Regions from separate parts of the Homo sapiens genome. Here region 2 is linked to region 1. A link is an interaction called in ENCODE POLR2A ChIA-PET data of the cell type or tissue named here. Cell type or tissue: HepG2. All regions are shown on one strand. Links, peaks and the distances in the headings refer to the core of each region. The heading gives the core; the rest is flanking DNA. Region 1 has its middle 23 kb from the start of LINC01396. Region 2 overlaps LOC124900165.

Region 1 (2,909 bases), core at 216-2,715:
TGGGGTACAGGCATTGGGTAAATCCACTCATTCCAAAAGGGAGAAATCCGCCAAAACAAAGAGATTTTAGGCCCCATACAGGGGAGTAGTTGAATATTAAATAAATAGTAAATAAAAAATATATGTTAAATACTTCCCAGCAGGGCAGTAATTAAATATTAAACCTCCAAAATAATATTTTTTGACTCAATTCTTTCACATCCAGGCCACACTGATGCAAGAGGTGGGCTCCCAGGGCCTAGGGGACCTCCACCCCTGTGGCTCCACAGGGTACAGCCCCCAAGGCTGCTTTCATGGGCTGGTGTTGAGTGCCTGTGGCTTTTCCAGGCACACGGTGCAAGCTGTCAGTGGACCTATCATTCTGGGGTCTGGAGGACAGTGGCCCTCTTCTCACAGCTGCACTAGGCAGTGCCCCAGTGGGGACTTTGTGTGGGGGCTCCAACCCTGCATTTCTCCCGCTGCACTGCCCTAGTACAGGTTCTCCACGAGGGCTCTGCCCTGAAGCAGACGTCTGCCTGGACGTCGGGGTGTTTTCATTCTCTGAAATCTAGGTGGAGGCTCTCAAGCCTCAACTCTTGCCCTCTGTGTACCTGCAGGCTTAACACCAGGGCTTCTTACAGTTTGCACCCCCTGGAGCAGCCACCTGAGATATAACTGGGGTCCTTTTAGCCGCAGCTGGAGCTGGAGTGGCTGGACACAGGAAGCAGTGTCCTGAGGAGGTTGCACAGGTTTTTGTGGACTGGGCCCACAAAAACCATTCTTCCCTCCTAGGCCTCCAGTCCTGTGATGGCAGAGGCTGCCATGAAGGTCTCTGAAATGCCTTTGAGGCATTTTCCCCATTGTCTTGGCTAGTAACATTCAGCTCCTCTTTAGTTATGAAAATTTCTGTAGCCAACTTGAAAACCCCCCAGAAAATGGGTTTTTCTTTTCTACCACATGGTCAGGCTGCAAATTTTCTAAACTTTTATGCTCTGTGTTCCTTTTAAATATAGTTTCCAGTTTCAGATGATCTCTTTGCTCACACATATGATCATACACTGTTAGAAGCAACCAGGCCATATCTTGAACACTTTGCTGCTTAGAAATTTTTTCTGCCATATTCCCCAAGTCATCTCTCTGAAGTTCAAAGTTCCACAGATCTCTAGGGCAGGGGCACAATGCCTTCCTCTTTGCTAACACATAACAAAAGTGACCTTTGCTCCAGTTCCTCATCTCTATCTGAGACCATCTCAGCCTGGACTTCACTCTCCATATTACTGTCAGCATTCTTGTCACAACAATTCAACAAGTCTCTAGGAAGTTCCAAACTTTCCCTCACCTTCCTTCTTCTTCTGAGCCCTCCACACTGTTCCAACCTCTGCCCATTACCCAGTTTCAAAGCTGTTTCCACATTTTCAGGTATCTTTATACAATCCCAGCACCAATTTTCTGTATCAGTCCATTCTCATATTGCTATAAGGAACTACCTGAGTCTGGGTAATTTATGAAGAAAAGAGGTTTAATTGACTCACAACTCTACATGCTGTGCAGGAAGCATGGCTGGGGAAGCCTCAGGAAACTTACAATCATGATGGAAGGTGAAGAGGACACAGGTGCATCTTCACATGGTGGAGCAGGAGAGAGAGAGAAAAGTGGGAAGTGCTACACACTTAAACAGGCAGATCTCATGAGAACTCACTTATTATGACAAGAACAGCAAGGGGGAAGTCTGCCCCTATGATTCAGTCACCTCCCACCGGGCCCTTCCTCCAACATTGAGGATTACAATTCCACATGAGATTGGGGTAGGGACACAGAGCCAAATCGTATCAGGTGCTGGTATCTCTATTTTGCAGATGAGAAAACCAGGCTCAAGAGATTAGGTGACTGGCCCAAGGTCATATAGCCAGAGAGTGACAGAGCTGGAGTTTGAACCCTGATAGTGTGGTCCCAGAGACCCCATGCTTGAGCTCTGCATGGGGCTTTGCACAGGAGTGCCCCAGGGCTGCATAGCAAACCTACGAGGTGGAAGGTGTTATTGTGTCCATGGTCAACACTAGTGCCTGAGATTCAGAGAGGTTGAGTGACTTTGCTCAAGGTCACAGAGCTAGCCAGGGATTCCACATAGGTCACGTCATGCTGATGTAAAACCTGAGCTCTTGGTACTGGGCAGGGGCCTGGCAGTGAACACTAACTGCTGGCCATTATTGTTAGGAAATATTATCCACGTTGCTTTTTCATCAGCTTTAAGGAAATAGTCATCAAACTGCTTGGCCTTTTGGCTTCCCAGCTATTCTCTAAGATTTCACCTTCACCAAGGCCTCTGTGGCTGGGGTGCAGCAGGACAGCGAGTTAAGGTGCTTAATGCGCAGAGAACCCTCAGCTAAGCAACCTGGGGTGGAATTATCCCCACTCTGGCCTGGCACGCCTGGAGCCTGTCCACAGCCAACAGTCAGCTGCCCGCCCTCGCCGCCTCCCGCCCTCCAGCAGAGTTGTCACAGCAACCGCTTGGGCATCTCATAGGCGTCTCCTTCAATAATCTGGGCCTCTGATCTCCGGCAGGCCTGTAATGAAGGGACAGTTTGTTAGTGCTGACATAAACATTGGGGAACTCGAGCCGCCTATTTCATGTCATTTAAGAAGTCAGCTCAAGCCTGCCGACAGCCGAGCAAACTGTGAAGATATTTATTTGTTGAGCTTCCTATGGTGAAAACCAATGTTTATGAGGCCAGTTTTTTTGTAGTCATTGATTTCTTTTTTTTGTAAGGAAAGAACAATATCTCAGAACATGATCATGTGCAATTTTCTTTCCTTCACTCAACCTGTGGCTAAAGCAAGTGGAATAACAGTGCCTGATCATGAACAGAGGAGATGCCATTTACATCACATTCTCTCATTTGCAAAGCCCTTTCTTGGGCATCACTGCTTCA
Region 2 (2,909 bases), core at 269-2,768, 180 kb after region 1:
CTGGCAATAGTAAGTCCCGAAATACCAACTGCAAAACTCCTGCCCTACTGTCTCCATGAGATGGCTAGCTTTGTTGGACTCTTGTCCAGACGTGAGATTTGAAAAATTGGGTGAATGTGGCACAGACAAGCCTTGAGGCCCACCACTCATTTCTCCTTCCTGGGCACATCCTGGCCAGCGTTTCCCAGCCTCCTGTGCAGTTAGACTGGAGACCATAGCACTGAGTTATGGCCAAAGGAATATGGCAGAGGGGTGAAAGCCACTCAGCTGTGGTGGTCTTTAAAAAGCATCCTGGCTGATCCTCACTTTCCCTGCACCTTCCAAAGTGACCTTGGCAGCCATGTGTTTAGGACAATGATGACAATGATGTCCCAAGATGGAAGAAGCCTGGACCCCCAAGTCACCACTTGCAGGAGAGCACTGACGTGTGACACAAACGAGGAATATACTTTCGGTGTGTCAAGTCCCTGAGATGTCTGTTAATTTGTCACCTTGGCATGGCCTAGCCTCCCCTGACTAATGCAACTACTCCACAAATGAGTCACGTCTGCTAAGAAGGAGCCTCACCTGCCGGCAGGGTTCAGACTCCCAGCCCAGTGCTCTTTGCAGCACACAACCTCTTTCAGTGTTATCCAGTTTTTTCAATGGAATGTGGAGACAGGTGACACCTTCCCCTGTCCTCAAGCACCTCATAGTCTAATGGGGGAGGCTGACAAAGCAAAGGTTTGGGCACAGGGACACAGGTGAACTGAAAGTCAGAGTCATGGCCACATGTGGGACAGGCAAGTTATAAGTGACAAACCAAAAGGAGAAAAAAACAGCCCAAATACTTGGGTTTTGGAGTCACACAAATCTGTGTTCAGTTCCTCCCTTGGCCACCTGAACAACTCACATCAGGTCCCAGGCCTCAGTTTCCTCATCTGTAAAACAGGAAAATAATAATTACTAATAATACATACATCCATCACTCTCTGTTTGCCGGAAGAGCTGAAGGAGATGTATAAAGCTCTGTAAGTTCTATAGTTCTGCATGCCACCTTTGTAATTTTATGTCTCAACTATCTCCCAGCTTAGAGTGCAGGAACCAGGCCAAGCGTTAAGGAGCAAGAGATGGATTTTCCCTGAGGAATGAAGAGAACAAACTGTGCTCCATTGGTTTCCTTTCTTTTTCTTTCTTTTTCTTTTTCTTTTTTTTTTTTTTTTTTTGAGACAGAGTCTCACTCTGTCACCCAGGCTGGAGTGCAATGGCGTGATCTCGGCTCACTGCAACTTCCTCCTCCTGGGTTTAAGCAATTCTCCTGCCGCAGCCTCCCGAGTAGCTGGGATTACAGGCGCCTGCCACCACGCCCAGCTAATTTTTGTATTTTTAGTAGAGAGAGGGTTTCACCATGTTGGCCAGGCTGTTCTCGAACTCCTGACCTTAGGTGATCCACCTACCTTGGCCTCCCAAAGTTCAAGGATTACAGGCGTGAGCCACTGTGCCCAGTCTCCATCAGTTTTTCAAAAGTAGATGTGGTGATCTCCATTTTATACATAAAGGAACTCTGGCTCAGAAAGGTCCACTCAGCCGAGTGACAGTTGATAAAGGAAGGAGCAGAGATTCAAACCTGACGCTCCTGCTTCCAGCTCAAGGCGTTTCTGCCAGTTGCCCATCTTCCAGGTAGGAGTGTCTGAAGCCCATATCGGAGGTGCTGATGGGGGCGATAGGATCTCTGTGCTCCCCACATATCCCCCTAGGTCCAGATCAGAGAAAGCTCTTGGAAATGCTGGTCCCAGCTCCCTTTGGCTTCATCTCACTCCCTGCACTCCAGCACATCTGCCTCCCTGCTCTTCCTCCAATATTCCAGGTACACGCCCACCTCAGGGTCTTCGCACTTGCTGAGTCCCTGCCTGGAATGTTCTTCCGCCAGATAACCTCTGGGCTCACCCTCTCACTTCATTCCTAGCTCTGCACAGATGTCACCTTCCAGAGAGGGGACTTCCCCGTCTAAAAGAGCACCCCTTGTTCTCTGGCCCTCACCTGCTTTGTTTCTCTTCGTAGCACTTACTACTGTCTCTTACATGGCAGTCATTGTGGGTTTGGTTTGCTTTCTTCTTCCCTTTCCTGCCATTTCAAATAATGGAGTAGAGAATCGTGGTCTTAGATACACTGTTTCCCTAATATCTAAACCAGTGCCTGTCATGTGGCAGATATGCAGTAAACATTTTCTGAGTGAATGAATAGATGAAATAAAGAATGAGTGAACAACTGAGAAAGGATCTCGTTAGACACGTTCCGAGTTGCCGTCCCTGGCTCTAGCTGGCCTCTGTTTGAAAGAAAACCAGCTTGGGAGGCCGAGGCAGGCGGATCACGAAGTCAGGAGATCGAGACCATCCTGGCTAACACGGTGAAACCCCGTCTCTGCTAAAAACACAAAAAATTAGCCGGGCGTGGTGGCGGATGCCTGTAGTCCCAGCTACTCGGGAGGCTGAGGCAGGAGAATGGCGTGAACCCGGGAGGCGGAGCTTGCAGTGAGCCGAGATCGCGCCACTGCACTCCAGCCTGGGCAACAGAGCGAGACTCCATCTCAAAAAAAAAAAAAAAAAAACAAAAAACAAAAAAAAAAAACCAGCAACTCATCCTCTCTCTGTGTCGTGAATGCACTGGGCCTCCTGGCAGACTCCACCCCATTGCCTCTGGCTGGTGGGTCCTGGCTACATCTGATGTCTCACTCCAACTAAGCTGCTTAATTCTCATCTCTTATTGCATAAAATTAATTCCCCAAAGTGCCAAGAAGTCCCCCGTGTTGAAGAAACTAGATGGGCATTTTGTTTGGACTTAAGCGCACTAGAAGCATTATTTTACATTATCTGCAGCTTGAAAGGAGAAAACCTAGATTCAGGGATCCAAGATTTTCTGAGAGGAGCTTA

The links. Peaks named below come from ENCODE experiments on the same cell type or tissue, not always from the same donor. Only the 100,000 strongest peaks of a DNase experiment are listed, where the experiment ranks them.
Region 2: POLR2A ChIA-PET joins it to region 1 with 6 read pairs; 2 of 35 experiments call an interaction of 5 or more read pairs at or near these places.

The regions. Positions count from the first base shown.
Region 1 is chr4:4,820,040-4,822,948 of GRCh38, reverse strand. No RefSeq gene overlaps it. Among named protein-coding and RNA genes, the nearest start is that of LINC01396, 23 kb to the left of the region's middle. In HepG2, for the core only: no CTCF peak of the experiment used is centred there; a DNase peak (open chromatin) is centred at 1,188.
Region 2 is chr4:4,635,549-4,638,457 of GRCh38, reverse strand. The region is part of intron 3 of LOC124900165; the gene reads right to left. All of the region lies in intron 2 of STX18-AS1 (STX18 antisense RNA 1 (head to head)), which reads right to left. Among named protein-coding and RNA genes, the nearest start is that of SNORD162, 27 kb to the left of the region's middle. In HepG2, for the core only: no CTCF peak of the experiment used is centred there; no DNase peak of the experiment used is centred there.